Linked DNA regions of Homo sapiens: region 2 is linked to region 1. A link is a loop called in an ENCODE intact Hi-C map of the cell type or tissue named here. Cell type or tissue: heart left ventricle. All regions are shown on one strand. Each heading gives the region's core, and the rest is flanking DNA. Links, peaks and the distances in the headings are about the cores only. Region 1 overlaps PTPRD (protein tyrosine phosphatase receptor type D). Region 2 overlaps PTPRD (protein tyrosine phosphatase receptor type D).

The links. A loop is a pair of places that touch in the nucleus more often than their neighbours do. Peaks named below come from ENCODE experiments on the same cell type or tissue, not always from the same donor. Only the 100,000 strongest peaks of a DNase experiment are listed, where the experiment ranks them.
Region 2: a loop joins it to region 1, with 6 times the contacts of the local background. A loop is called at or near these places in 1 of 110 quality-filtered maps.

The regions. Positions count from the first base shown.
Region 1 is chr9:8,845,121-8,850,512 of GRCh38, reverse strand. All of the region lies in intron 11 of PTPRD (protein tyrosine phosphatase receptor type D), which reads left to right. Among named protein-coding and RNA genes, the nearest start is that of PTPRD-AS1, 10 kb to the left of the region's middle. In heart left ventricle, for the core only: no CTCF peak of the experiment used is centred there; no DNase peak of the experiment used is centred there; H3K27ac peaks cover 517 bases.
Region 2 is chr9:8,960,024-8,965,415 of GRCh38, reverse strand. The region is part of intron 11 of PTPRD (protein tyrosine phosphatase receptor type D); the gene reads left to right. Among named protein-coding and RNA genes, the nearest start is that of PTPRD-AS1, 100 kb to the right of the region's middle. In heart left ventricle, for the core only: no CTCF peak of the experiment used is centred there; no DNase peak of the experiment used is centred there; H3K27ac peaks cover 1,837 bases.

The DNA of each region.
Region 1 (5,392 bases), core at 246-5,245:
AAATATTGGAAGCATCTTCCATTGGAAATATGCCATGGATGGAAGTTGTTCTTTGTCAGTTACTTCTTTGACATTCACTTTCTTCATCAACATGGAACTCTGTCTCCATTTGATGTTTGGCATCTATGTCTCCATCTCCATTCTAAACTCTTTTATTTTCATTTTATCTATATCCCCTTTCAGGTGGCTATCTGTACTGTCTCCTGCCATATGTCTATCCACTTCTCATAGAAACAATAATTTCTACATAGATAACCTTCAAAATAAATTTCCTCGCTTGTCTCTGGAGTTCCAGACGTGCATTTCTATCTGCTTGTTACATGACTGGGAAATGGGAGGCTCTCCTGTATCCCAAACATTGTATTTTGTAAACCCAAAATACTATCTTCCATCCATATCTATTTCTCTTTTCTTCATACTTCATCTGAGTTATCCCTTGATCAGAAACCTTGGTGTCATCCCTATCTCTTTTCTTCCTTTTGTTCTTATCCTCAGGCAATTTTGTAGATTCTCCTCCTGTAATCTTTTCACTTTATTTCCTTTCCATTTCTACCTTTCCTATGTGTTCTGCACTCCATACGCAGCTTCTTAGGTGGTTTTTGTGTTTTCTCATTTCTCCTCTTTGAGTCTTCCTAATTTTTGCTTTATGAAAGGCAAACTTGCTCAAGTCTACTTGATCAAGTGCTCAATACTCAACACAGCCATCAGAGCCCTTTGCAGTCTGCTCCCAAATTGCATGTCTAGCCTTCTCCCTCACCATAGCCCTGTGATACTCTGCCCTTGTGCAGTATCACATTCCCTGCAGTCATTGAGGAGGCTGTGCTTTTGGGCACCTCTTTAGTTCTACCAATACTGTTCCTGGAATCTCCTTTCTCTTACCAGCTGTCCTCACTTGTATCCATTGAAATCCTATTATTCTCTCATTTTCTAATGCTCAGTTCAAGTGCTATTCCTTTTCGTTGAATTGAGTTGAACTAAAGAATTATGGACCAGGCGCGGTGGCTCACGCCTGTAATCCCAGCACTTTGGGAGGCCGAGGCCGGTGGATCACGAGGTCAGGAGATCGAGACCATTCTGGCTAACATGGTGAAACCCCGTCTCCACTAAAAATACAAAAAATAAGCTGGGCGTGGTGGTGGGCGCCTGTAGTCCCAGCTAAAAATACAAAAATTATCTGGACATGGTGGCACTTGCCTATAGTCCCAGCTACTCGGGAGACTGAGGCAGGAGAATGGCATGAACCCGAGAGGCGGAGCTTGCAGTGAACTGAGATTACACCAATGCACTCCAGCCTGGGGGACAAAGCGAGACTCCGTCTCAAAAAAAAAAAAAAAAAAAAAATTTTTTTTTGAGTTGAGTAGAATTGAAACCATAAAATGTGAAGAATAATTATTCATTAGAAACCTCTCACAATGCTCAGGACCCTGAGATAGGTAAAAATTAAAATTCCTTTATGGGGAAAAATTTCATTAATTTTCTCAAATTTACAGCTATAGCATAGTGGTTGATATGTAATAGTTGTAATAGTGATTATTTCTAAAACTTACTGAGCATTTATTATATGCCAGGCATTCTGCTCAGTACCTCACCTTTAGTATTATGTTTAATGTCTAAAATAACATTCTGTGTAAGTCAGATGGTTTTATTATCATCATTTCACAGAAGAGGGTTGATCCATGGAGAGATTAAGTAATTTGCCCAAGGTTGCATAGATAAAAGTAATAAAGATGGAACATAGGGTCAAGATTTTAAGTCAAGCATCCCAACTTTTATCTGTTTCACTCACTCTTAACCTCCTCACTCTTGTATATGACATGATTTTAAAAAAAATATTTATCTCACATCGTCCAGGCAAGTACGCCCAATGACATGGTGCTTTCTTGACTCAAATTCAAGAAAAATCTATGTTGGAGGCCAAGACAGGAGGATTACTTGAGCCCAGGAGTTTAAGACCAGCCTGGGCAACATAGCAAGACCCTGTCTCTACCAAAAAAAAAAAAAAAAAAAATATTTGCCAGATACGGTGGTGTGCACTTGTGGTCTCAGCTACTTGGGAAGCTGAGATGGGAGGATCACTTAAGTCCAGGAGATCAAGGCTGCAGTGAGCTGGGATCGTGCCACTGCATTCTAGTCTGTATAACAGAGCAAGACTCTGTCTCAAAAAGCAAAAAACTAAAAAAAAAAAAAAAAAAAAAAAAAGGAAAAATCTTAAGCATTAATAAGTACGTTGCCTCTCTACCGTTTCTGAAGAGTATCTTCTGTTCCTTTCTCTGCTTGGGACTGGAGGCATTGAAAAAAACATTTTTTTACCAAAGGGGTTTTGATTCGATGACCTTTTTTTTCTGCAGATGGCCTCCAGCTCTAAAATTTTATCCTATTCTGCCAGTGATACAACTGCCAGAGCTCTGGGGTCAGTCCTGGAGCAGAAGTGTTTAAATGAAATATTTCCACCAAGAATAGTTCTTAAAATCAAAAAGGCTGCCATTTTCATAGCTGCCCAACAGGTAAGAAATCAGAAGCATTTTTATAAAGAGAACTATCGATCCAGCAGGGATATCTGAAGAGCAGTCACCCATCAAAGAAATGGAATTATGCCAAGTGACTGTTATATATGCATTCTGCTTATTGGCAGCCTGCCCTATACCATTTTATCTGAGAAACTTTTGTTAATTATAATGTCTTCTAAAATACTCTTGTTTTCATTTCACCCGTTAGTTTCATTATCAATAAGGGTGGATGATTTGATTATTTTTTCCATTTAACCTATTTTATAATAGTTTAGCCTCTTCTCCTTGTCTGTAAGTCCTCAGAGAACTATTTCTGATTATGATTTTATAAATAATAAAATACAGGATCTTATATTTGTTTGATGATTTGGAAAATTATTTTTTCTCTGACAAGAAGGTACCCCGAAGTTTTAAATCAGACATGATACATAAAATAAAGTTACATGGAAAATTACTCGGTCTTTTATGGCTTTCATGATATCTGAACAATTAAGTCTTCTTTGCCCAGGTTTCTAAAATGCTTCTCACATGCATACACTGGCCTATTTAGCCATATGTTTTTCTACCAGTTAATCTATAAACATAACTTCCTAGAAGCATGAAGCAGGGTGTACTTTTTTAGGTAATATGTAGCAAGGGTTTTTTTTATAGTTAGGTTATCAATACACATTTTAAAATAATACTTATAAATTAAGAATGATAAGTTTAATAAATACTGTTATGTATATTCAGTTACTGATTTAAGAAAGGACTGCTTATGTTTATTTTAATCCGACTTTTACTATTTAACAGACTCGACCTGAATTTGATTTATATGTACCAAAAAAAAAATATTTTAGGAAAATATTAATTTCAATTTTGAATTTTATCATTCAAAATCTGTTTTCTCTCAGTTACACTTGTATTATATCGAGGATACCAAAATAGATACTAACTTCCTTTCCACCAAATTATTCACTGTCTTTTCATGTTATTAGGTATCATCTGTTGAAAGGCCCCCATCTTCTCATGCTTGGGGTGCAGTCTCCTTGTGTTTGGTTTTGACCTCACCGTAGTTGCTTCTGTGCTCTGCAGCCAGCATGATCTTTAAGAAACTCAAATCTGATCACGTCATTCCTTGCTTTCAAATATTTCAGTGGCTCCCTGTTTCTGTCTGTAAAAAGCATGAAATATTCCTTACCAAAAGGCACCTGGCCTTTGATGTCCTTTCCTCTGCTTTGTCTCTTGCCACCTTGCCATACTCATATTCATTTTCTCTTCCCCACTCCTTCCATCCCTAACACACACACACTTGAGCCATACTAAAGTATTTGCTGTTTCCCAGATGTACCACATTGACTCTTTCTACTGTAATTTTGAGCATGCTCTCTCTCTTCCATTTGGAATGTCCCCAACCCTTCCATTTTTGCCTGATTTTTTTCTTCCTTCAGGGCATAGCTTAGCTGACAACTCTTCCTAGAAAATTTCCCTCCTCCCAAGTCTGGGTACCTTTCTCTGGGCACTAAAAGAATACCGAATAAATTCTACATATAGTGTCTATCATAATGCATTGTAATTGCTTATTTTTACTCTGTTTTATTAGGAGTACCTGGAAGCCAATGTCCATGTCTTATTCCCAGTGACATCTCCAGCTCCTACTACATGGCCTGGCTCGGTGCAATAGTAATATTGGGATGTTATCGTTGAGTATTCTGTAAACAAATTAGTGTGCCCAGAAAACTCAGAGGTGAATTAGTTCACGGCCCAAATCTTACAACCCATCTGTTTAGGTTCTACAGTTTACGATGGTATTGTCTATTGCTCCTCTGTAATTAATTTTAATTTTATATTATTTTGAGTGAAGTTTCATTTACCTAGTTCCTTACCAAACCAGGACAAAGCCAAATCTCAGTAGAGTGTGTGTATCTACTCATATGCCACTAGACAAGACAAATCTGCCTTTACATCTGGCTGTGGTAGCAATTCCCAGATGCACTTAATTCTGACACATGGCCATTATTGAACCAAAAGCAATTGCCTGGCATGATTATAGTTCTTATTTGTTTTCGTTTTAAGGGGCCTCATCCAGGCTGCCAAATGTACAACAGGTGCCTTGGTTTTATACTTGCCAATCTGTTGTTATTCAAATGACCGCCCTAACAGAGACTAATGGTATCTAATAAAATTGATCTCGGTTCTGGCAAGCCAGACTCACAAGAGCAAGAGCCGTAGGAACTGCAGTGGGAAAATATGCTGGTGGTAAATGTGCCTGGTGAAGCACACACTTTTTTTGGGGGAAAGTGACGTATGTCTCACACATGGGCCTCTTGTTTATGTTGAGCTGTGGACATTTTCTGAAACCCAGTGTTACTTAGACACTAGGATTTGCAGTATCTAATCTTGTTTTTGATGTACTTGCTGGGTGGCATGGGACAGGATTGGCTGTGCCAGCTTATCAGTGAATGGCTGTGCCATGCCTGTAAGGCACAGCCAGGCTGTCTTTCATGCCAAACAGCTGGCATATTTGATGGCTTGTATTTCCTATTGTTAGAAATTTGCCTCACTGATTTCACAGGGCCTTGTAAAGTCTTGAATATCGCCAGAGCTAGCCAGGAGAGGAGTATGTCAGGTTGCAACCAAGAGCTAATATTTAAATACTGTATTCAAATGACATGTACGATTTGGCGACTTTTTTTCTTTATAGGACACTGACTGAAGGAAAGCTTTGCCATCAAAGGAGATAACCTCTTGACAACTGGCCTTGCAAACTTTTTCAAAAGTATAAGTGGTGTTAACTGTTAGGACCAGGTCTCAGAGGAACACAGAATTGTGTGTTTTTTTTTGTTTTTGTTTTTTTTTCCTGCAAGGATTTTAGAGACCTCATTTTATTCACTCACTCACTTGTG
Region 2 (5,392 bases), core at 313-5,312, 110 kb before region 1:
AGGCAGAAAACTAAGAATTTTTTTTTTTTTTTTTCTGAAGCAGAGTATTGCTCTGTCACCCAGGCTGGAGTGCAGTAGCACGATCTCAGCTCACTGCAACCTCCGCCTCCCGGGTTCAACTGATTCTCCTGCCTCAGCCTCCCTAGTAGCTGAGATAGGCATGTGCCACCACAACTGGCTAATTATTTTTTTGTGCTTTTAGTAGAGAAGGGGTTTCATCATGTTGGCCAGGCTGGTCTCGAACTCCTGACCTCAGGTAATCTGCCTGCCTCGGCCTCCCAAAGTGCTGGGATTACAGACATGAACCACTGTGCCTGGCCTAACAAAGGAATCCTGAACTTAAACTTGACACTTGACCAACTGGACTTAATAGACATCTACATGCACCCATCACCATAGAATATATATTCTCATCTTCACAAGGAATTACCCCAAGATCAACCACATGCTTGGTCATAAAGCAAGTCTCAATAAACTTTTTAAAAAATCAAAATTATACCATCCATACTCTTGGACAACAGTGAAATAAAAATAGAAATCAATACCAAAAAGATTTCTCAAAGCCACACAATTATATGCAAATTAATTTTTTCTGAATGACTTTTGGATAAACAATGAAATCAAGGTAGAAATAAAATTATTTGAAGTAAGTGAAAACAGAGACACAACAAAACAAAATCTCTGGGATGCAGCAAAAGCAGTGGTAAGAGGAAAGTTTATAGTTCTAAATGCCTGCTTCAAAAAGTCAGAGAGATCTCAAATTAATGATTCAGCATCATATCTGGAAGAACCAGAAAAACAAGACAAAACCAACTCCAAACTAGAAGAATGAAAGAAATAACTAAAATTGAGCTAAACTGAATAAAATTGAGACCAAAAATCCATAAAAAGAATCAATGAAACCAAAAATTGGTTCTTTAAAAGGATAAACAGGATCAATAGGCTACTAACTAGATTAACAATGACAAAAAGAGAAGATCTAAATAAGCACAATCAGAAACAACAACAGTGACATTACAACTGATCCCACAGAAATAGACAATATCCTCAGAAACTATTATGAACAACTCTATGGACATGAAGTAGAAAATAGGGAGGAAATTTATAAATTCCTGGAAACACACAATCTCCCAAGATTGAATTAGGAAGAATTTGAAACACTGAACAGACCAACATCAAGTTCCAAAATTGAATCAGCAAAAAAAAAAAAAAAAAAAAAAAAACACAGCCCTGAACTAGATAGATTCACAGCCAAATTCCACCAGATGTACAAAGAAGAGCTAGTACCAATTCTACTGAAACTATTCCAAAAATTGAAATCAAGGAGGAGGGACTCCTCTATGACTCATTCTATGAAGCCAGCATCACCCTGATATGAAAACCTGGCAAAGAAACAACAAAAAAGAAAACTACAGGCCAACATCCCTGATAAACATAGACACAAAAATCCTCAACAAAATACAAGCAAACCAAACTCAACAGCACATCAAAAAGTTAATTTAGGCTGGGTGCAATGGCTCATGCCTGTAATCCTAGCACTTTGGAAGACCGAGGCAGGAGGACTCCTTGAACCCAGGAATTTGAGACCAGCTTGGGCAACATAGGAAGACCCCATCTCTACAAAAAATAATTAGCCAAGTATAGTGATGTGTGCCTGTAGCCCAGCTACTCAGAAGGCTGAGGTGGGAGGATGACTTGAGCCCAGGAGGCTGAGGCTGCAGCAAGCCATGTTGGCACCACTGAACTTCAGACTGGGCAACAGTGCAAGACCATGTCTCAAAAAAAAAAAGTTAATTGTGATCATGTAGGCTTTATTTCTGGGATGCAAGATTGTTCAACATATTCAAATCAATAAATGTGATTCACCACATAAACAGAATTAAAAAACAAAAACCATATGGTCATCTCAATAGACATGGAAAAAGTTTTTGATAGAATCCAACATCCCTACATGTTTTGTTTATGTTTTTTTCTGTGAAATATAACACATACAAAATGCATAAAACATGTATAAATGTAATTCCATGAGTAACTCTATGTGAACACCCGTATTACCACCCAGTTGAAAATTAAACCTTGCTATAATAATACCTAAAATCCTCCCATGTATTACTTCCTGATTCCAAACCACTAATGTCCTCTGAAAAGTAACTATATCCTAGCTTTTCTGATAATCATTTCCTTGCTTCTCTTTACTTTCATCAAGTATTCCCAAATTACAAGTCTCAGTTTTCCTTTTTTATACTGTAAATGAATGGAATCATATTTTATGCATTTCCTATGTCTAGCTTCTATCTTTCAACATTATGACAGTAAGGCTACCATGTAAATGTTGTTATAGTTTATTCATTTTCATTGATGTCTGGTATTCCATTGTATATTTTATACATTTTACTCTTGGTGGACATTTATTGTTTCTAGCTCAAGGCTATTACAAACAGTGCTGCTGGGAAATCTTTTGTGTATATCCTGATGTGCATGCCCATCAGTTCCTAAGAGCCACATTGCCGGTTAAAGGAGTATTCATATCACCTCAGTGTTATCAGATGATTCCATACTGTTTTCAAGAAATGCCTGTAATAGTTTTTCAAAGCTTTACCTTTGGTAGCTTGAGTCCTAAAACGTAATACATGTAGATTAACCAGTTTCTTTTCTTCATCCTAACCAAATTCCCCATAAAAGAGATGAATTTTCTCTTCAGCCCTCCTTGACTCAGCTAATTTGTTATTTTAGAATATGGTAATTTTAGTACCCCACATTCAGATATCAAAGAAACAAATTTGTAATTAAGTGATAAATCAATTTTTTACATGGACACCCTTGATACAAAGCTTAAATGATGTCCTAAGAGTGCTCTCGCTCTCTCTCTCTCTCTCTTTCTCTCTTCTTCCTTTTCTCCTTTTTTATTCCCTCCCCCATGTCTTATCTTTAGTCATTTGGTAGGGAAGATGACTGCCAAAATCACATCCAAAGTACCATCTTCCCACCTTCCAATCCATGTGAAAAGAGACAATCTGTCCTGCATGTTTTCATAGGAAAGTCCCAAGGTGGCACATATTAGCCTCTCTGAATCATGTGCTTTCTCTGTCAGGGTTGTTCAGAGGGCAGAGCACCTAGACTGACCACCTCATCAAAACCACACACAGTGGCTCTGCAAAGGAAATGATGCCTGCGTGTGTATATGACTTGTTCTCACCAAGTAATTATTTTTTCACTTACGTCTTACCTTCCTTGAAGGAGTCTCATATCTTTGTTCCCATTGTCCAACAGGATGGTTAGCACATAACAAGAGCTAAATAAAAGTTTGTTAAATGCATTAGAAAGAAGAAATGGCTCTTTTTACATGCTCCAATGTAAAAGATACTTTATGAGAACCCATGTTGACATAAAGGGGAGATGATTTAAAAATACATGAAATGACATCGCATTGACTGGATTTTTCCACATACAGTAAATTTCATATATATTCCTATATAATTATTGCTGCAGAATACATACTTTTTCTTATTTTGCTTTGTTTGGAAGTGGGGTTTTCATGCTGTCATGGTGAGTGAATGTTTTCTAAACTGTCACATGGGGTACTTAGAGAAATGGAAACTGCAGTCCTGGATTCTGTGTTTCAAACAGTGCCAGATGCTGTGAAGTCATATGCAGATGTCTTTACATCGACAAAATTATAGTAACAGTTGGGCTTCTTTGTCTGAATATTTCTGCTTAGAAGGGTTAAGTAGCCTAGCAGGCAGTGGAAACTAAAACCTTCTGTTCAGCTATGGGGCACAAATGATGAAATCAGCCACAGTGGTTGCTCAGTTAATGTCCTCAACCTTGATGCAGAAGAACTGCCTTGATGAATGTAAAACATGTGCCTGGTGGAAGTCAGAGCACAGGGCATGCTCACTGTTGACTACTAGAGACAGTGATATTTGCGGGTGCAAGGCTAACTCTGACCTAGTGGAAAGAAGTGCAGAACCAGGCCAAATGGGAGGAGTATTCCAGGATCAAGGTCAGTCATTTCCCAACATGTTCTGCAACTGAAATGACCATGATGACACGGGGAAAGAATGTAAGACCTCAAGTGGCCTTTGGCTTGATTTACTTGCAACTTTTGTTTCTAATTCAATCCACAAAGATACCATTGTGTTTTATGTACATCTGCCCTTTGTCCCTGGAACATCCTTTCTTTTCCTTGTCCACCTGGAAAGCTCGCAGTCATAAATCAAATATAAGCTTGCAATGTAGCTCCTCTCTGAAGTCTTCCCCTGTCCCCCTAGGCAACTTAGGTGTTCCTTCCACTTTGGATTTTACTGAACCTTATGCATGTCTTTGTGGCAGCTGGTATTTCATTATATTATAAACTACTTATTATATATTAATTGTAATTGATTGTTGATATTTGACTCCCTAGTAGACAATGAGTGCCTTAAAGCAATAGAATTTTTCTTTTCATCTTTGTATTGCAATCCCAGGAACAAGATAAAACTTCATAAATATTAATGAATAGATTTATTAATGATTTCATATAGTACCTTGGAATTTTCTAAGTGCTTTCTTATCCATTACCTCATTTAATAACCCAACAATGCTGTGTGGTACACAAACCACTTATAATTATCACCATTTTACTGATTAGGAAACTGAATCATCAAAATGACACATAATTTGCCAGCTTCAATAGTTTATGAATGTCAGGATTAAGCTAGAAAGTAGGTCTCTGGCTTCAGCCAGAGTCTATGTTGAGCCTTTATTTCTCCCACAGACTGAAGAGTCACTGCCTCAGGACTAACAGATCTTTAAAATGGAGCTAGGGCAGCTAGAATGCTTTCTTCAATACTTCAATATTTGATCTTCAGCTCTGTTTTTAATGCACGACATCTTCTTCTATCTTCCAACTGCACTTTGAACCTTGGATGTCAGATTTCTGGGTACCCATGTCAGAATTTGGCCTGGATTTCTTTTACTGATCTTGCTGCCTACGCAAAGCACAATGTCCTAGTACACGTCCCTGTTACTGGGACCACTTCTCTCTCTGAATATACCAGAGGTTCCTAAGTATGGCAGCCCAGTTATTCTACCATTACACTGCAGCTCCACACATTTCTAACTGTATTATGAATTAGCAATCATGATAACTAATGATAATAACTAATATTTCTCAGTGTTTGCCTTGTTCCACACATAGTATTCAATAAGTACTACCTTATCTGTTCCTGACGACAAAACTCATGACCTAGAACTAATACTATCACCATTGTACAAAGAAGGAAATTGAGGCTTAGAGAAGTTATGTGACTTGTCCCAGGTGACACAGCTAGTAAATTTCCAAGGGAATATGAACTAAAAGGCATCTAATTTCTGAAAGCATGCCTTTAACCCTACAATATTGGTAAATTTC